Regions from separate parts of the Homo sapiens genome. Here all the other regions are linked to region 5. The links are chromatin loops, found by intact Hi-C in ENCODE. Cell type or tissue: heart right ventricle. All regions are shown on one strand. Region 1 overlaps PPP2R5C (protein phosphatase 2 regulatory subunit B'gamma). Region 2 overlaps PPP2R5C (protein phosphatase 2 regulatory subunit B'gamma). Region 3 overlaps PPP2R5C (protein phosphatase 2 regulatory subunit B'gamma). Region 4 overlaps PPP2R5C (protein phosphatase 2 regulatory subunit B'gamma). Region 5 overlaps PPP2R5C (protein phosphatase 2 regulatory subunit B'gamma).

The links. A loop is a pair of places that touch in the nucleus more often than their neighbours do. Peaks named below come from ENCODE experiments on the same cell type or tissue, not always from the same donor. Only the 100,000 strongest peaks of a DNase experiment are listed, where the experiment ranks them.
Region 1: it touches region 5 in a loop (3-fold over the local background); 10 of 110 quality-filtered maps call a loop at or near these places.
Region 2: it touches region 5 in a loop (2.9-fold over the local background); 36 of 110 quality-filtered maps call a loop at or near these places.
Region 3: it touches region 5 in a loop (3-fold over the local background); 46 of 110 quality-filtered maps call a loop at or near these places.
Region 4: it touches region 5 in a loop (2.9-fold over the local background); 29 of 110 quality-filtered maps call a loop at or near these places.

Annotation. Positions count from the first base shown.
Region 1 is chr14:101,925,726-101,929,725 of GRCh38, reverse strand. PPP2R5C (protein phosphatase 2 regulatory subunit B'gamma) reads right to left here. Exons shown (of 16, transcript NM_001352913.2): 16 at 1,749-4,000. Among named protein-coding and RNA genes, the nearest start is that of DYNC1H1, 37 kb to the left of the region's middle. RefSeq lists enhancers at 636-1,136, 1,137-1,637. In heart right ventricle, no CTCF peak of the experiment used is centred here; DNase peaks (open chromatin) are centred at 1,061 and 1,655; H3K27ac peaks cover 3,553 bases.
Region 2 is chr14:101,841,579-101,845,578 of GRCh38, reverse strand. All of the region lies in intron 3 of PPP2R5C (protein phosphatase 2 regulatory subunit B'gamma), which reads right to left. It also overlaps the pseudogene NPM1P20. Among named protein-coding and RNA genes, the nearest start is that of PPP2R5C, 82 kb to the right of the region's middle. RefSeq lists enhancers at 1,002-1,101, 1,742-1,891. In heart right ventricle, a CTCF peak has its summit at 1,756; a DNase peak (open chromatin) is centred at 1,731; H3K27ac peaks cover 2,645 bases.
Region 3 is chr14:101,887,671-101,891,670 of GRCh38, reverse strand. PPP2R5C (protein phosphatase 2 regulatory subunit B'gamma) reads right to left here. Exons shown (of 16, transcript NM_001352913.2): 8 at 1,375-1,434. Among named protein-coding and RNA genes, the nearest start is that of DYNC1H1, 75 kb to the left of the region's middle. In heart right ventricle, a CTCF peak has its summit at 1,501; no DNase peak of the experiment used is centred here; H3K27ac peaks cover 139 bases.
Region 4 is chr14:101,875,204-101,879,203 of GRCh38, reverse strand. The region is part of intron 4 of PPP2R5C (protein phosphatase 2 regulatory subunit B'gamma); the gene reads right to left. Among named protein-coding and RNA genes, the nearest start is that of DYNC1H1, 87 kb to the left of the region's middle. RefSeq lists enhancers at 346-495, 2,714-2,783 and a silencer at 3,104-3,173. In heart right ventricle, no CTCF peak of the experiment used is centred here; a DNase peak (open chromatin) is centred at 2,463; H3K4me3 peaks cover 549 bases; H3K27ac peaks cover 4,000 bases.
Region 5 is chr14:101,769,090-101,773,089 of GRCh38, reverse strand. The region is part of intron 2 of PPP2R5C (protein phosphatase 2 regulatory subunit B'gamma); the gene reads right to left. Among named protein-coding and RNA genes, the nearest start is that of PPP2R5C, 9.4 kb to the right of the region's middle. In heart right ventricle, a CTCF peak has its summit at 1,986; a DNase peak (open chromatin) is centred at 2,052; H3K27ac peaks cover 622 bases.

The DNA of each region.
Region 1 (4,000 bases), 160 kb before region 5:
GCCCCTTTCCTGATCCGTCCTTTTTCCTTTAAATGCAGAAGCCTCTCTTTTTCTCCCCCAGAGCATTTCTCAAGGCAACTTGGAAGTGTTTCCTAGGCCGCAGCTCTCAACCTTGGCCCAAATAAGCTCTCTCCCTGTATTTTCTTTTTGAGACAAGGTGTTGCTCTGTCGCCCAGGCTGGCATGCAGTAGTGAGATGACGGCTCACTGCAGTCTCAACCTGTTGGGCTCAAGTGATCCTCCCACCTCAGCCTCCTGAGTAGCTGGGATTGCCGACATGAGCCGTGGGGCCTGGCCTCTCCCTATATTAATTTGTCTCAGTTTCTTCCTTTAGGTTGACAATACCGTAACTTCACACTGTCCACCTGGGTGTGTTCCTTATGGCCTGGCGTGGTGCTGCGGGCATGTCCCCAGGCCCTCACCTGTGTTCACCGTCACCCATGATGCTGCCCATCTAGAAGGCATTTCCACCATGTAACATGACGGTCGGGGCTTGGACCCCAGGCCACACTGCTTGGGTCGAAACCTGGCTCCACTCAATATTTGTGTGACCTCGGTCAAGTGACTTCACCTTTGTGTGCCTCAGTTTCCTCATTTGTGAATGAGGATAATAGTAGTAAATTATTTGGTGGGTTGTGAGAACTAAGTAAATTAACCCAGGGAAATGAGGCACCCACCACAGCTCCTGGCATAAAGGCAGTGCTAAGAAATATGAGTTCTCCTTGTCATTACTGCTGATGGGTGCTGCCAACCCTCACGGAAGGAGACACGAAGCCAGTACAGTTTTGCCTTTATGCTTCTTGCTACCCCAAAATAGCAGCAGCATGCAGCTGGGCTGAAATCGCAGCATGCCTCTGTGAGTGAGTCCTCTCGAACTCTCGTGCTGTAGGAAGTTACTAAACACCAGGTTTCCTCCAATTTTAAGATGAGGGATAAGGACCGCAGCGGGCGAGCATCTAGTCTGCGGAAACATCGACGTGAGTAGCGGTGCAGGATGTGAAGTCTTCTGGCTGGCGAGTCCACTTTTAGGTGGAAGTGGGGCATGTGCGGTTCTTCGAAACAGCCAGCAAAGTTACCGGACCCTTGGGCGAAGGCCACACTCTGCCTGGGTCTCAGCCTCGTCCACGTGCCCCCAGCTGCAGAGTGACGGCGTCTGCACCTCTGTCAGTGCGAAGGGAGCACAGACGCCACTGGGTAGAGAAGGAAGCTAAGCACAGAGCTTGCCCTCCCACGCCAGCCGGCGTGCTGACCACACGCAGCTATGGAGAGGTGAGGTTATAACCACGACACGAGCAGATAACACTTTAGTCCTGTTTCCATGGGCTTCTCGCAAGAGCATCAGCGAGGATAATGATCTCTCCACTGAGGAGGAGGTGGGCGAACTAGGATCCTAAATTCATACTTTCAGCAATTCCCTATTTTCAAGACTTTCATTTCTATAAATTGTATTGATTCACCTTTTCTTACTCAAAAAAAGCCCCAAAACCCAAACCAAACCAAGAGGCGGTCTATAAAAAGTCACACTGCCTTTTCCACTAAGTAAGTAAAAAAATCAGTGGATAGACTTAGCTTTGAACAGCTGTGGCTAGCATCTGGCGCAGCCAGCGCTCCAGGCGGGCTGGATGGAGATGGCCAGCCCCTCTGCAGTCAGCGTCCCTGTGTGTGGGCGGCCCTGACCTAACGGGAACCCGATAACGTCAGAGCCAGCTTGCTCAACACCATGGCTAAATTTAGTTTCATGATGAGCAATAAAATTCACATGTTCTTTATTTAGTCCATATGATACACCGTTTTTTAGAGTTTTTGAAAATTAGATAAAAGAGCATATTAAATGGCAAGTGTATGAAGTTTCTCTTCATAAACAATGTCAAAACAAAAAGTTTTGAATTACAAAATGTTAAAAAATATGTCGGTACTTAACATTTCACTAATGCATAAAGTTACAGATATTTTCTAAAGAAAAATAATTGTGCCACTTACCTATATTTGCTGTTTCTATGAACTTTTTTATTCTGTACATAGGACATTTTGTACAAAATATGAAGTCTACATTTTTATTACTTATTACCATAAAACAAAGATACAATGTATGTACAATATTAAAAGGAAGCCATACTAAAGCCACACTAAAAAGACACTTGGAATAGTGACATTTCTGATGTACAGATACATTTTGGAAAGAGTGAAGATGCCAAACGCAGAACTTTATGAAGAAAAACAGTCACCGGTTTATTTTCAATGTAGTACTTTTGAAATCAGTTTGGTACAGAATAAACAGTCTCTATACAATGATATGTAAGCTGACAATTAGCACAGGAGTCCGAGTACTAACTAGGGAAACTTTAGGAGGCCAAAATATTAAGTAATACTCTTGCCAAAGAAAATTAGTTTCTCTGAAAACTTTTATTTTTCTTTTTGGTGAGTGTTTGTCTTCAATAAAGAGCAGAAAGAAAACCTAGACAAAAAGATGTTCTTACACACTGAGCTTTACACAGTCACCCAAACATTGATATTTTGCTTTTTCCCGAGGGCAAAAAGAGAGTCTTCCCAGAAACCTCTCTCACAAACATACTGAACATCCAAAATCAAGGATATTTGAGAATCTATCAGCTAAAGACGGAAGTTCAAACAATGGTATATCAAAATACATAAGACGCTGCTTTATACAATAAAAAGCACCCTTTTTCCCTCAAAAGGAGAAGGCATCTAAACTGTTTTTTTTAATGATAGTTTTCATAATGGTAAAATGGAGAGATACTTGTCAAGTTTCTCAGGAAGTATTCATCTCACAAAGCGGACTTGTCCACTTTTAGCTGGGGCAATCTTCGCATTTCATACCTGCACTTGCTCTTACCACAAGAAGTCCCCTCCCCCCAGGTGATTTTCCTCCAAGACACGAGGACAGAAGCATTGCCAGTGGCTTGAAGTGACAGCAGTGGGCAGGAGGTACCAGAGCTGCACAAGGAGCAGTGTCTGCTTCTCACTATCTTTGAAAGGATACCCGAGACCTCGATGAAAAAACAGATCCTAAAATAAGCCACATTTTGTCTTTTATGCCTCAAGACACTTAACATTAAGTTATATAATCTTATGCCAGAGATGAAAGAAACTAGATCACGTGTTTAGAATAGCAGTACACATCTCAAGTAGCTTTCAAGCAGGATAAATAAGTCAAAATACTGGCCACCCTGAGAGAAATAAAGAATAGACAAAGCACTAAGTTTAAAGATTTTTCTCCTTGTGCTATTCCATCTAAAACAAAAGCTCAGTACATGCAAGGAACTCTGTGGAATATATAGCAGCATGTGAAGACCGATGAAAACTCAGACACTGTATTTTCCTTACAAGGTGTTGATAACGTGAGCTCTTTTCAACAGAAAGAGCTCCACTAAACGTCATCCTCGCTGGTGCCTCCTCCAAGCTCTCAGAACAGCACTGCAGCCTTCAGTGAAGGCAGCGGCAGTGCCGGCCCCGTGCAATGCTGTTGTGTTACTTTATGCTTAAAGGCGCTGCAGTTTGCATTAGGCTAAGAACTGGCTTAACTCAAAATGATTTTGCTCTAACTTTCCATAAAATGTGGAATTCTTAGAGACTATAATTTTATTAATTCAAGAGCCTTGTTGAAGGGCAACAATGTTTAAGTTGACGGAAACGAAATCTGCAAATAAAAATATTAACACATAATTTTAAAACTCCAATTTCTGTCAAGGTAGACAGAGCAAGCTCTTTTAAGATAAATTTCAGAGCAATCTCTTTTAAAATAAATCTCTTCTACAGGCTTACTCCTGGAATCCTGGAGTACCACAGACTTGGAAATATGGCTTTAGGTACACACAAGAGAAGGAGACACGGTGTTCATGTCACTCATCAAAGTGAAGAGACCCCTTAGAAAATACCAGCGGCTGAGGATTGTCATTTGCCCAGTACGTTGCGTGAGAACTCGAAAGCAAAGAGCCATTTCACTGAGATTGAAAAACAAACAAAACGAGAACTGCTGGCGT
Region 2 (4,000 bases), 72 kb before region 5:
AGATATTTTTCATTTCAAAAGGCAGTGGTTGAAGCTAAATTCTAGTTCATTCATGCTTTCCGCCCATGAAGACTGGCAGCTTCTACCAGGGAATGGGTGGGGAAGGGTGGGGTGGAGTGGAGTGGAGAGGCGCCCCGGATGGAGAGAAGTCAGGCTGAAATAGGCAAAGGCCAGGAGAGGCTGCTTTCCTCGGAAAAGCTCTTCAGTGAATTTTTCAGTAAAGGGAGTCATATGGAAGAACAAACTGACTCCCGGTTCAGACTCTGCCAAATCAGAACATGGTAAAGTCATGAAATTATTCTCAGCCTCAGGTTCCTCAGCTGTAAAATCTCCTGTGGACACACATGCACATTCAGAATGAACCTTCACTCCGGCTGCAGGCAACAAGAGGAATTCAACGGTGTTAGCTGAATTGGAAGATTCAATTTTTTTTTTTTTTTAAACAGGGAAAGGTTGAGACAGGTCAAACAAACTCCTAGGGATAAAGATATAAATCCAGCACAGCATTATTTCCAGATACAGGCCATATTTCCCACATAGGACTCTAGTTCTAGAAAGCCTTGGGGAGAACAGGCACCCAGGGCACTGATTACTAAATGCTCAACACCCTTCGTGCAGCCCGTTATCGCTTCATCTTCCACTTTCACTAGCATGACTGGTGAAATACTGAATGTTAACAATATTACTGCACCTGGTGACAAGAAGCTCCAACAATGCAGTAGCTCATTTATCCAAAGAACAAAGGCAGGTACTGTCTCAGGAAAAGTAACAGCTCTTAACATTTGACAAGAAGATGTAATAAGTTCTTTTCAATTCCATCTTGAAATTGATTCCAGAACCTTCAATATGTTTACCAGCAGACAAAGCAGTGTAGAGGTGTGAAAAAGATACACTGAAAATACACACACTTTTCCAGGCCCTTTTTATGTTCTCTACTTCCTTTCTCCATGTCTCAGACAGAGGAGGTTCAAGTGCTTCCTTCTAGACACGAACTCTTGCTGAAACTTGGCTCTTCCTTCAAATGACGTCCAGCCCGGGGATGACAGCAGGGAGGGTCGGTGACAGACACAACCCAATGAGCATGCGGCCTGTGTGCCAGGACCTACCGGGCCCTGCGGTGCTGCCGGAGCTCCAGCCTTGCAGGGGCAGCCGGGGGATCAGGGCCACAGAGCAACACGGGTACCATGTCACGTGCCAGAAACCACGATATCAGAACTGTGTGCACGTGTGTGTCCAATCTCTGGGGAGGTGAGACAGAGAGAAACCAGTGCCAGACCGCTCCGGCCCCTCCCGCAAGCTGCCAGCCTCCTCGAACTTGTCAAATACCCACCGTTCCACTCTCTAAGATTCGAATTAGTTACCTGGTATTGGTATTAACCTACTTTGCGTTCTGGCCTCCACCTCACCTGGCCATCAACTCAAAAAAAAAAAAAAAACAAAAAAAACACCAAAAACAGATAATCACTTTAAGATGGATGATGATGAAAATGAGCACTAGCTATCTTTAAGAATGATCGTAGGGGCAAAGGATGAATTGTGCATTGTTGAAGCAGAGGCAATGAATGATGAAGGTAGTCCGATTACGGTAACACTGATGGCTTTGAAAACATCTGTACAGCCAAGGGCTTCCCTTGGGCTATGAAATACCACCACCTGTGGCGTTGTGGGTGAAGTGTGGTTCAGGGCCCGTGTGTATCAATGGATGGCACTTAGTAGCTGGGGAGGAAGATGCAGAGTCAGAGACAGGAGGATGTGAAACTCTTCAGAATATCTGGAAAGCGATCTCCCCCTGGAGGTGGCAGCAAGGTTCCACAGAAAAAAGTAAAATTTGCTGTTGCTGAAGATGATGATGATGATGATAAGGAAACTGAAGACAAATCTCCAGTGAAGAAATCTATACGAGATACTCTACCCAATCATGCACAACAATCAAACCAGAATGGAAAAGACTCCAAGTCACCAATGTCAAGAAAAGGTCAGGAATCCTTCAAAAAATAGGAAAATACTCCTAAAACACCAGAAGAACCTAGTTCTGCAGAAGACATTAAAGCAAACATGCAGCCAAGTATAGCAAAAGGTGGTTCTCTTTTCAGAGTGGAAGCCAAGAAAATCAATTATGTGAATGGCTTCTGGATGACTGACTAGGGGGCTATTCAAGATCTCTGGCAGGGCAGGAAGTCTCTTTAAGAAAATAAACAGTTAAAAATGTTCCATCTTATTTCGTATCTCTAACAGTTGATATCTGGCAGTCCTTTTTATAATGCAGAATGAGAACTTTCCCTACCATGTTTGATCAATGCTGTCCAGGTTCCATTGCCAAGAATATGTTGTTCCCAAATGCCAGTTTGTTTTAGATAGGGTCTTGCTCTGTCACCCAGGCGGGAGTGCAGTGGTGTGATCACAGCTCACTGTAGCCTCAACTTCCTGGGCTCAAGCGATCCTCCCACCCCAGCCTCCCAAGCAGTTAGAACCACAGGCACATGCCACCACTCCTGGCTAATCTTTTTATTTTTTTGTAGAAGACAGAGTCTTGCTGTGTTGCCCAGGTTGGTCTTGAACTCCTGGGCTCAATCAATCTTTCCCCTCTGGCCTACCAAAGTGCTGGGATTACAGGTGTGAGCCACTGTGCCCAGCCCAAAATGCCTGTTTAGTTATTAAAGATGGAACTCCACTCTCTGCTTGGTTTTAAGTATGTATGGTTTTAAGTAAGTATGATAGGACATAGTAGTAGCGGTGATCAGACACGGAAATGGTGGGGAGATAAAAAAAATACATGCGAAATAAAACTCAGTATTTTAATAAAGTAAAAAAAAAAAAAAAAGAAAAAAGACACATCACTCCCATCCATGCCCTCCCGAGCTAAGGCTGGTCTACCCATGCCAGGTGTGAGCAGGCACCACGGCCACGCTGCTCTCAGGGGACTGACCACACCTGGGAAGGGCTGGACATAGATGCATGACCTGGAGGATGATTCTGGGATAGAAGCAGGCGCCCCTCAGGTGGTGACTCACAGCTCCCCAGTACAGTACCCTCATGCCTGTCACCAGCACACCTGGGTGGGGACCCTGATGAGTGCACGCAGAGCACCCCGGTTGGGGCCGAACCCCAGCTTGCTCCTCACTCCCCTTTCCTCAGGATGCTCCAGTGGCCGCTCACCAGGCAGGAAAGCAAACCAACAAGCAACGTAGCCACTGAGAGCCCACGGGCGCTCCTGCCCTCTCCTCCTGTTTCAGTGGGGACTTGAGGGGGCAGGCTGCACCCGGAAACCTTGGCTTTCGATCGCTTTCTCAAAGGGCCCATCATATCACACTCCCTAAGTAACACGACTGTAATATGGCTGGCCGGTTATTCAAGAGGTTTACCAGCTAAAAGGTTCATTTTTCCACTGGAGAAGATACGTCACCTAAAGATTTGATATTTTTATTATTCATGGAAATGAGTAACATTCTAGTGTTTGGGTAAGTGTTGAAAGACAGGGGACCCTTCTCTACCCATAAGTCTGCGCTGCCACTGAACTTCTGTTTTCCTGACACAGCAGGGTTTGGTGGGGGGAACCTGCAGGTATAACGAGGGCTCTGGGGGGCCTCCGTGAGCTGGACTCTCCACAGGAGCCGCAAAAGGTGGCACTAGAAATCAGGTGCCAAGAAGCTCCATGGGGAGCTGAGAGCTCAGTGGTCTCTGAAGGAGGAGGCGCTCCCCACCTTCCAGACTAAGCCTAGGGCAGCCTGTGAGGGACTGCACGACTCCAGCCTCCTGGCTGTCCACCTGGCCCTGGAGCCCTGCTCCCTGACCTGGCCCCACTGCCCCAGTTGGCCTCAAAGGGTCCCCTTTGACAGGTGCTCCCCTCCCCTGCCTCCCAGAAGCATGGCCGATCCTCTGCCTTACTCTCTACGGCTTTTGTGTCTGCGACTGGAAGGTTTCGTTTCAAAAAGAACACCAACACCACAGTGACCGTGGGCAACCCCCTTTCCTCGCCCCACCTCCTCAGGTGAGGACTGAC
Region 3 (4,000 bases), 120 kb before region 5:
TCTGGAAGAAGGATAAAACTAATCAGCCTCTCGGCGGGAGCTGCCCGGCGGCCCTATGCACACGGGGGCCCTACGCACACGGCATGGCGGGCTGTGGAACACATGTCATACAGCGCTCCGGTCCCTGCAACAACCTAGGAGGGAAATGCGAGGATGCGCCTATCTTACAGAAGTACCTGCCCATGGTCACACATCTAGTAAGAGAGGCATCCTCTTCACCACTCACTGCACTGCACTGAGGGAGAAACCCCGCCCAAGTTTGTCTAAACTAAAAGAATTGTCAGCGAGGACATTTTTTCAAATTACATCTAAAGTGGCAAGAATAGCTTTTCTCAGAACTACTGGGCAGGACCTGATCCACCCTGAGAAGAGAGTCTTGTGCTCAGGAGCTGCAGAGCGTCACTAGATCCATCCAGAGTGCCAGACTTCTCCACCACAGGCTCCTGAGAACCCGGAACTGCCCATCTACACTACATCCCTAAAAAGGTGCAGGAAAAAGCACTTCCACACTTACTAACCATGGGACCCTGAGGAACTCTGGGAAACAGTGGGTTAGAAGGTCTAATATAAAATCTACGGGTTATCAATTAAATAAAAGTGGCCGGGCGTGGTGGCTCATGCCTGTAATCTCAGCACTTTGGGAGGTGAGGCGGGCAGATCACCTGAGGCCAGCAGTTCGAGACCAGCCTGGGCAACATGGTGAAACCCCATCTCCACTAAAAATACAAAAATTAGCCAGGCATGGTGGCGGGCACCTGTAGTCCCAGCTACTCGGGAGGCTGAGGCAGCAGAATCGTTTGAACCAGGGAAGCAGAGATTGCAGTGAGCCGAGATCGTGCCACTGTACTTGAGCCTGGGTGCCAGAGCAAGAGTCTCAAAAAGAAAAAAAAAAAAAAAAAAAAAAAAGGGCAACTAAAAACTTTACTTGGATAAAGATGATGAAAGTTTTGAAATGTTAATTATTTTATAAATATACATATAAAAAACTGAAGTAATTAAAAATATTAGCATTTACATGATACCCCAAATGTACAATCTATTCTTCTTTCAAGCTTCTAATATAAACCTTCTTAGGTTAACTATTTTTAACATTGCTCTTGAGGAAATAACTGGAATTGTGTTTCCATAGTAATGATACTGAGGTATACGAAGTAGAATCTACGTACAGAACCATAAAAATGGGAGAGATTTGTCATTTGGCGTGCTCTAATCTAAGAGCTCACCAACTCCTGCTTTCAGTGAAATTGTATTTGAATTCTTTTAGAGAATGGTTTAAACTGCCTTGCTTTAAAGCGGGCAGCTGGACTCAATGAAATGGATCACTCTGGTATAAATTCCATCTACAGCCGTTTGCTACCCATAACAGAGGCTTACCTTCCCAATATTTCCAGTAACTCTGCTATGCCATTATGATGCTCTGTTTCATAAATAAACCTAGAAAAAACAATTTTCCCATTAGAATTAGACACTGAACTAACCTGAATAAGAAAACAATGCTCTAGGAGGAGCCATGGAGCCAGGCAACAAGAAGCGCATCTATTTGTGCAAACACTGCTCGTGGTGAGCAAGCAGCCCTTCAGGAACCAAAGAAACTCCTCAAGGCCTGCAGCTGTAAATGCCTCGAGGGCAGAGAACTTGGTCTTGCACGAATTTTTTTCTCAATATTTTATTTTGGAAAATTTCAAGCATCTAGGAAAACGGAAAGAATTCTACAGTGAACACCCATTTCAACCACCAGATTCGACCACGAGCAATGTGCTCCATCTGCTTGATCACACGCACATCTGTTCATCCATCTTTTACTCGTTCATTAATCCATCTTACGTTTTTGCTGTATTTCAACATAGGCCAATGTCTTACTTAATTTTAAAGCCCGCAATATTTAGCACAGTTCCTGCAAAGGGTAGAAGTGATTCCTGAACTCCTCTTATTCTACCTGCCCAGTTCCCCACTGACACCCACACGCATCCTCCGTGCTGTCTCAGGTGCGATCTTTCTGAAGCACCCATCTGCGACAGACCCAGCTCCCTTCCTCTGAGACATCTCTGTCCACTGCGCCTGCTTCTAGGGGAGCCCCAGGACACGCACCCTACCCTCTGTGCCAGCCTGTCTCCCTCCAGATGGGGCCACTGCAAAGACAGGGCCAAGGACTTCTCGTGACTATGTTCCCAGGGCTAGGAGCAAGCCTGGCATCTGTTTGATGCTGAAAACACGTCTGCTGAATAAACCGGGCACAAAGAGAGGGAACAGGGACATGTTAGGAAACAGGAAAATGTCCTCCCCGCAAAGGGCTCCTACAGAAACAAAGAAGCCTCTCCTGCCCCAAGCCTCGTGCACCTGGGATTGGTCTAGAGCAGTCCACGAGGGGTATCCTGCATGCAGTGAGAGGGTCTGAAAGATCCCTGCCCATCAGATGAAAACCATTTGATTAGAGACCGCTCTAAGCCAAAAATAAGTTTGAGAAGATTAAAAAATTCAACTCTGAAATTTCGTTCACTTTGTTTGAAACAAATGAAATAGTGTGACCTTAACATCCACAGATGTGAAATATTTTTCAAGAATGGGTCTTAACATTTCTATGTTCCCAAACATCAGAATGCACTGAGAGGTGGTGCTTGAATTGGGTACTGAAGGAGGATTTTCACAGATTTTTTTTTTTTATATGGCAGTGTGGAGAGGGAGAAGAACTCGTTTGGCTGGAACAAAGGTCTGTGCCGTGGAGTGGGGTGGGCAAGATGCATGGAGAGGCTGGAAGGCCAGCTTAGAAAAGCCGAAATCTGGCCGGGCACAGTGGCTCATGCCTGTAATCCCAGCACTTTGGGAGGCTGAAGCAGGTGGATCACCTGAGGTCAGGAGTTCAAGACGGGCCTGGCCAACATGGCAAAACTCCACCTCTACTAAATATATAAAAATTAGCCGGGCATGGTGGCACATGCCTGTAATCCCACATATGTGGGAGGCTGAGGTGGGAGGATCACTTGAACCTGGAAGATGGAGGTTGCAGTGAGCTGAGATGGCGCCACTGCATTCCAGCCTGGGCAACAGAGACCCTGTTTCAAAACAAAAAACAAAACAAAACAAAACAAAACAACACAACAGAAAAACTGAGATCTGCTCTTGCAGGAACCAGGAAGCAGAACCTTTAGCAGGGAGACCCAGTAGCACAACAATGCAGGTGGCCAAAGCCTAAGAGGGAGGGAGGGACGTTACCAGGGCAGAGCTCAGTGCCGTGGGTGACAGGAACGACACTGGTGCCATGACAAGAAACAGAAAATGCTCGCACCTGGTGTCCCTCAGCCTGCACCTACCCTGAGGCTTGGAAGCTGTGACCAAGCAGAAGTCAGTCTGTGTGTGTCTACACCGAGAGGTGCTTTAATTTACGAAACTCACCCTGCAGGCTCCCTTTGCATACACGGCAGCCGTGTGGCTTCAGTTTACTATTCCTCTCGCATGGACCTTGGAGAGCTGTGATCTGGGCCTCTCCGAGACAAAGACCCCTGGACCCCTTCTGGTCTAGATCCATCAGCTTTAACATTTACATAAGGATGGCTTGCAGTTATAAGCCATTTTGTTTTCCTAAATCAACATTACTACATTCTTACTGATAAATTCTTAATTTCTAATTTTTTAAACCTGCTTTGATGTAGGCAGAAGAAAGAAGAAATAAGGACAGTTCTTTTCCTTCTTCCTTTTCCAGCGGGAGACAAACAGGGACACCCTGGGAGGGAAACAGAGATCCCTGGGAGCCGGAGAGAGTGTTTCTCACTCTTTCAGCAGAAAGGGAATCAGACCCCCCAGACACTAAGCTGGGAACCTGCTGGCTATAGAAGTCTCCAGAAAGGATTCTAAATGCCTTTCCTGCCTGTATGATGTATTCTGGCCTCATGGGAAGAGGTGGACTCTATTTCTCCTTCCTCTGAAGCTGGGCTGTCCTTGTGCCCTGCTCTGACCAACACAAAGGGCAGAAGTCACTCTGCACCAGTTCCAAGCCAAACTCTTA
Region 4 (4,000 bases), 110 kb before region 5:
TGCTCTGGGTTCTGCTCAAAGCCCCGGGGGAGGGCGGGCAAGAGGGGCTCGGAGCCACCCTTGCTTCCCCTCCTCTCCCACAGCATGTCCCTCCCTGGCCAGGCTGCCTGGGGTGCGGCTTAGATGCCATTTGCAGAGGGTCTGAGATGAAAGCTTTAACCTAGATTGGATTTCTGTGACCAGGGATGACTAAGAAGTTAACCAACTTGCCTAAGATGTTATTTAGGCACAGGAAAGTGTGATTTCACCCATCGTGGTTAAAGGCGATAACTGAAAAAAAGTAAAATGTCCCCGACTGTGCCAGCTGGCCGTATGTGTCAACCCGGCTAGGCCACAGTGCCCAGCTGTCCAAACACTGCTGTGGGTGTTCCTGTGAAGGCATTTTATAGATGTGGTTAACACCTATAATCAATGGACTTCAAGTAGCGATCACTCTTGAGAATGTGGGGGCTTCAACCAGTCAGCTGAGAGGCCTGTGAGACCCAAACTGCAGCTTCTCTGAGGAGAGTCCACCTGCGGCCTGCAGTGTCCACCACGGCCAAGTCTCGTGCCCGCTGCCTGTCCACGGAGTCCAGACCTGCCCGCTGGACTCACCCACTGCAGAAGGCAAGTCCTTGAGATCTCAATCTCTGTCTCTCCTGCTGTTTCTCTGCACAGCCCTGACTGAGGCACCCAGTCAGCTGAGATTCCTAAGTAAACTGGTGGTTTCTACTAGCAGGAAAGCTAGTGATTAGGGTTTCCAGTTGAAGCTCTCCCGCACAGTGACAGTCAGCCCAGCAGCTAGGCCCCGTCTCAAACACCTGCACACTCACTGAATCCTTGATGCTGAGCTGAGGGCCTGCAAGGTGACTCAGATGGCTTGCTCTGAACACAATGTCCTCTTTTCAGTGTCTGTCATGGACTCAATGCTTGTGGCCTCCCTTCCTCACATTCATGTTAAAGACCTAAACCCTGGTGTGGCTGGATTTGGAGATGGGTCCTCAGAGAAAATAATGAAGGGTGAATGAAGTCATAAGTGGGGCCTTGGCCCTCCAGGATTAGTGTCTTTGTAAGGAGGGATGGTAGAAGGCTCACACTCGCCTTCTCTGCACTTGCTCGGAGCAAAGGCCATGGGAGGGCACAGTGGCCGTCTGCAAGCCAGAAAAGGCCCTCAGCAGGGAACAAACCCTGCTACACCCTTGAGTTTAGACTTTCCAGCCTCTAGAATGGAGAGAAGACACATTTCTGTGGTTTAAGCCACCAGCCTGTGGTATTTTCTTACGGCAGCCTGAGCAGACTGATACAGCGTCCTTGACTGATGACCGACCTAGGTCCGGGAAGGTTCATTCCAGGCCAATTCTGATTGATTGAAAGTCATTTCTCATGTGTAAGGAAAAAAACTTGCACTCCTAACTTCTACACACCTTTCTTACCACATTACATTGCATTAATTTAGTGCATATCTCTAGAAAAGGTTAAGTAAAAAGTAATACTGGGGCGGGGGGAAGGAACAGAGGGCCAACGGTCTATCACCTCAAATTCTTCTTGGGTTTCTGACCTAGCAACATTTCTTAACACAAAAGCTGCAGGGGCGAATCAGGGGCAGGAGCCCCAGGTACAGAAACCTGGGGTGCTGATGTCTGTGTGCAAATGTCACTGCCATGCTACCTGGATGCATGGATCCGGTCTGAGGAAACAGAGAAGACATCAACGTTATGCAGTGAACACCAAAGAAGCTCTGAGGTCTAAGGAGTCCCGGGTCTTCTGGGCAGCACACAGGGTCACTGTGATCTCTCAAATGAGACCTACGGATCCAGCGCACACCCAGAGGCACAGACGCAGAATCACGCTGCCCAACAAAGGCAGCACAGCCTCATGGAAACAGTCTCTCTACACCCTCTTCCCACCTAGAAGAAGGACCTCAGACCAAACAGCCTGCCTGAGCCTCAATTTTCTCCTCCATTGGAAAGGGTAAAGGCCAGGCGCGGTGACTCATGCCTGTAATCCCAGCACTTTGGGAGGCCGAGGCGGGTGGATCACTTGAGGTCAAGAGTTCAAGAGCAGCCTAGCCAACATGGTGAAACCCCATCTCCACTAAAAATACAAAACTTAGCTGGGTGTGGTGGTGGGTGCCTGTAATCCCAGCTACTCGGGAGGCTGAGGCAGGAGAATCACTTGAATCTGGGAGGTGGAAGTTGCAGTGAACCGAGATTGCACCACTGCACTCCAGCCTGGGCAATAGAGTGAGACTCCATCTCAAAAAAAAAAAAAAAAAAAAAAAAAAGCGTAAATCCTTTTTTTATTTTTTGCATTGGGCTGTGGTGAGAATCACAGAAAACACATGCAACAGCACTTACTAAATGGGAAAACATTATGCACGAACAGTTAGCATTACACAGCACTTCCCAAACGTTTCTGACTGTTTGACCTCCACATGAAAATAATGGCACGCACGTGAGTGCATACGTATGTCTGCATGTGATTCACACGGCCCCATCTGTGCCAGGACCGTCTCTGGTTAATATCAGGAAGCACCTGCTTCTGCTGCCTCCCTGACACTTCCACTTTCAGTACTTACATCAGTCCTGCAGATGTTCTCCAAATTGCTAAATTTATTAAATTAGATGTAAACTAGAATGGCCCAAGAAGCAACTTTACGGAAAATTCTTACAATTCAGCAATATCATGCAGCCTTTCTGTATGTGTTATCATTCATTACCAATGAGTGAATATTTATGCCGTAACATAACTGCAGCAGTGTAACATATAAAAATTTTAAGACATGAAGGGATACATTAAAAAAAAAAACCGCTGACAGTCTAACTTTAGAGGCAACAGGAAAGAAAGGTTTGATTATTTACAGTTCTCTGTTCAAAACCACAAGGGTTATTCTGTTATTTATTCTCTGTTTTATTCATGTCAACAGGATTTATAACAGATGAATCCATCAAAGGCCAAATTACAGTTACTGCAGAACACTTCCTCCTGTGATGGAACTGTTAGGTTCTACGAGTCATATTGCTAAGAGATACATTTCTGGGAAGGGCAGAAAGTGTTAAGCCCCTTCGCAATATATATATATTTAAGTACAAAATTGTCATTTGTTTGCAAATGATATAGCTGGAAAACAGAAGCAACAGACAGACCATCACAACTAGACTACCACATGCAAATATCAAAAATATGAAACCAACAGCAACCACCTTTCCACTAACAATTAAGCAAATACAAAAAAGAAACAGAGACGAAGACTCCAGCTACCCAGACACAAAAACTACAAAGTGCCTGGGAATTACTGACCTAGTTACAAGGCCTTGATGGAGAAAGCAGAAAACTCTAATAAAAGGCACTGAAGAATGCCCGAAAAAACGGAGGAACCTTTGATGTGGAATGAGATCATATTACAAAGATGGAACTTCGCAGAGCAATGTATAAAGCAGACACAATCTTAAACTGAATTTTTGATGAACTCAATGAACTTAACCTAAAATTTAGGTAGAATAGTAAAAATCGTAGTAGCAGTCTTAAAGGGAGATACTACCCCTTTCCCCATTTGTAAAGTGAGTTTGAATCTGCTTTCATGGCACCAGAACTCAGCTATCATCTAGAGAACATAAATGCACAGCAATCCCAGCACCTACCACTGTGCCTGGCACCTAGGAGGTCCTCAAACACTTGCTGAGAGTAAATGGATCCTGGGAAAAGCACGCATCAGTCACCTTATTAACTGCAACACCAATTAATTACCTGGAAACTGTGAAAAATGTCTCATTAAACCTTTACGTCTCAGCTGCAAAATAATTACAGTCCTAATTGGGCCCCTAATTTTAAGCTCTTCTATGATGCTGTACATTTTCTTTGGAATATTTATCTCAAGTATGACTGGGTGGCCGGGAAGTCCTTGGTTTAATATCTTCCTGCTGGCCCTGGCACACAATGAGTGCTCGGCAGTGAAGAGAGGTAAGGGAGAGCAGAGCCTTCTTCCCACAAATCTACCTCGCGCTTCCTCCACAGCAAGAGC
Region 5 (4,000 bases):
ACTGAGAATGAAGGAATCCCCTGGAGGGAAGCCGCAATGTCAGAGAAATCGGCCAAGATAAACAGGAACATGATACCGAGAGAGGGTATGATCCCTCCAGGGGACAGAAGGGGGACCTGACTCCAGAGCCCAGCCTCTGCCACATTGCACAGCTTCCGTGTTCTGGACAGTGGCCCCATTCATAATCAGCAGGACAAAGTGGCTGTGCTCTGTGAAGCAGGTCTGAGAATGGGAGGAAGGTGAAGGGAGAACCTTGATTTCCGTATTACTTTATTTTTTACTTATTTATTTTTTGAGGCGGAGTTGCATTCTGTCACCCAGGCTGGAGTGCAGTGGCGCAATCTTGGCTCACTGCAACCTCTGCCTCCTGGGTTTCAGGGATTCTCCTGCCTCAGCCTCCTGAATAGCTGGGACTGCAGGTGCATGCCACCACACTCGGCTTTTAAAAAAAATTTTTAATAGAGATGCGGTTTCACCATTTTGGCCAGGCTGGTCTCGAACTCCTGATCTTAGGTGATCCACCCGACTCGGCCTCCCAAAGTGCCAGGATTACAGGCGTGAGCCACTGCACCCAGCCGCATTACTTTATTTTTTAACCCAAAATAAATTTTGTGTTTTGAACCCAAAATAAATAAATAAATAAGAGAAAATGTCTATAAAGAAAGACTAGGAGGACAAAAGGTCGTGACTGCTCTTGGGTCTGTCCAAGTCCCGCTCCTATGGGCAATGGAGTCTTTCTCGTGTGGGTATCAGGTGTAGGCCAACCACAGACCAAGCAGTAGACAGGGCCTCCCTCTCGTCTCACCATGCATTCCCTCTTCTTCTTGCCCTCCTCTTTCCTTAATTTTATCTACTTCCTTCTCTTTTGCCAATATAAGTCTTCTCTTCCTTTAAATTTAACCTTAAATTTGATATTTCATATTAAGAAGATTGATAGGTAACAAAATAAGTTCAATTAAATTAAATACACTCCCATAAGAATTATTTTGGAAAATACTGGTAGGGTCTGAAGTAGCTCTGTCCAGCAGAACTTTCTGTGAAGCTGCAAATGTTCCACATCTGCTGGTCAACAGAGTAGCTGCTGGCCACATGTGGCTACTGAGCACTTGAAATGTGGCCCGTGCAACTGAGGGACTGAATTATTTACATAATTTTAATTTTCATTAATTTAAATTTAAATTTAAAATAGCCATATGCAGCAAACAACAAACATCTTGGCCAGGGCAGGTCTAACCCCTTCAGAGCCCCTTAGTAATTTGATATTACCACCGGGCCATGCCAGCCCTTGGTCAGAGCTAACACCTGCAGGCTGCAGGGTATCTGAAATTAATCTCTTGGGGGCCATTTTTGTGTTGTTGTTGAGATGGAGTCTCACTCTGTCACCCAGGCTGGAGTGCAGTGGTGTGATCTCAGCTCACTGCAACCTCTGCCGCCCAGGTTTTCAAGCAATTCTTATGCCTCAGCCTCCCGAGTAGCTGGGATTACAGATGCCTGCCACCAAGCCCAGCTAATTTTTGTAGTTTTAGTAGAGATAGGGTTTCACCATCTTGGCCAGGCTGGTCTTGACTCCTGACCTCATGATCCACCCGCCTGGGCCTCCCAAAGTGCTGGGATTACAGGCATGAGCCACCGTGCCCAGCTGCTCAATCTTATATTAAGGAAATATATACAAGATAGTGTGGTGGCACACACCTGTAATCCCAGCTACTTGGGAGGCTGAGGCAGGAGAATAGCTTGAACCCAGGAGGCGGAGGTTGTGGTGAGCCAAGATCGCACCACTGCACTCCAGCCTGGGCGACAGGGTGAGACTCTGTCTCAAAAAAATACACACACACACACACACACACACACACACACACACACACACGAGATGAAGAAAAAGCCAAATGCCCTTAATAAAGCATTTTTTTCCCCTTCTGGAGAGCTTAATTTCTAGGCTTGTTCTCTCACTCCCCCAGGTGGAGAACATGAAGATGACAACGCTGTTTGGATTTGGGAAGCAGCACTTCCTTCACTGCAGGAGCACTGGAGAGTCTCTGCTTAAAACAACATACTGATAGGAACGTGTGAGGTGATTAGAGAGGACACTGTGCTAAACCAGACACCGCTGTGCCCTGCCCTTTGGCAGGTACCCAGTGTTTAAGGAAACACTGGAGACCCATCTTCGAATTGAAATATTCCAGATGAATCTTCCCTGTGATTTAGGAAAACATCACCGCATTTCATGTTGGTGGCAGACTGACTCACTCAGCTCCGCTAAGGATGCAGGTGGAAACCTTTCCACCATCACATGGCAGGGCTATAAGTTGCCATTCACCCTGCTGTTGCTTTAATGTAGGAACTTTGAGCTTCTTTCTTGAACTGGAAAATTTTAGATTTCATATCATTTGCTTGATGAGCTCTTTCTAGAATTGCATATACCGTAGCGAAGCTTTTACTGAAGAGGGAGAGGAATGCTGATCTTATCTATTGGCTTTAACCATGATACACACCCTAGGGTCCAATGTGCTTTCTGGAACTCCATAATTTTATGGTAAGCCCGTGTCTCCCTAGACGCTTTAAAGCATCTGATTTTCTCACCCAAAGCTCCAGGTGGCTCTTTACATGAAATGGGTTCCATCTTGTCCCATCCACTCAAGGACAATAAGATCTAACTGAGTGGGGGCCAAGTTACTCCCAAGTACACTGGATGTCCAGAAGCAACAGGTGCTACACTTCAAAAATGATGGAAACAGCCACTACTTCAGTTCCTAACAGGTCTTTATCTCCTCAATCCTCAACACAGTGCTCGCACAGAACAAGACATGCTCAAAACAAACCCTATCTTATAAAACATATTAAATATATATGTAGCTATGCTCTACTGAGAAACATTCCCAAAATAAATTAAGAAACACAAAGCATAAAAGATCACAGAGAAACCTTTACAGTCACTGCCACATAATGACATTTCAGATAACAACAGACTGCACAAATGATGGTGGTGCCTTAGATTGTAACACCATATTTTTATGGTATCTTTTCTATGTTTAGATATACAAATTCTTGCCATTGTGTTACAGGTGCCTACAGGGTTCAGTTAAATGACATGCTGTACAGGTGTGTAGCCTGGAGTGACAGGCTATTCCATATGCCCTAGGTGTGTAGCAGACTACCACCTAGGTTTGTGTTAAGCACATGCCATCATGTTTACAAAACAACAACATTGCCTAACAACACAGCTCTCAGAACGTACCCCCTCATTAAGTGATGCATAACTGTATTTAAATGGAAATCTTATTTTGAAGTGCTTTAATTAAAATAAGATCTTATGAGGCTATACTTTTTACCACTGACCTTTTAACCAAGATCTTATGAGACTACACTTTTTTCCACTGAATATGTAAAAGAAAACTAAGAAAAAAACCAAAATACTCTACTTTTTAAAATTTTCCCAAGACATTAGAAAAAAACCTAAGTACCATAATCTTCTGCTTTAGTATACTGTTATTTATTTAAAATGAATTACACTGAATAAAAATTCTACATTAGAGTTCCCTTATTGGATCAAAAAAGTGATAAATAAGCCTCTTAATAAACAAGTTTTTTATTGTTGTTGCTAATTTACAGTATCAGAAAAATCAGCAACCTAACTGACTTCAAGGTCTCCTTTTCAGTACTTTTAAAACCCACCAACTCAATACTTCTTGACTCTAGGCCCTAATATATATGGCAAGATCAAAGAAGACTCGAGCTCAACTGATGCCTTCAAGGACTGCATCTAGCTAGGAAGGCAAGTCACAGGGGAACGAAGGTCATCTAACACAGTGTACATGACACAGAACTGCATACAGCCAGCCGCTGGTCTAGTAAGTAATTGCTATAAGCATTTAAAATATGGAAGACACACAGTCCAAGATGGTGAGAAACAGCTTCGCTGAAGTTTCTGGATAGATGAGCTTGAGTTGGAGCTAAAAAGATGAAAGGGGCTGGGCACAGTGGCTCACGCCTGTAATCCCAG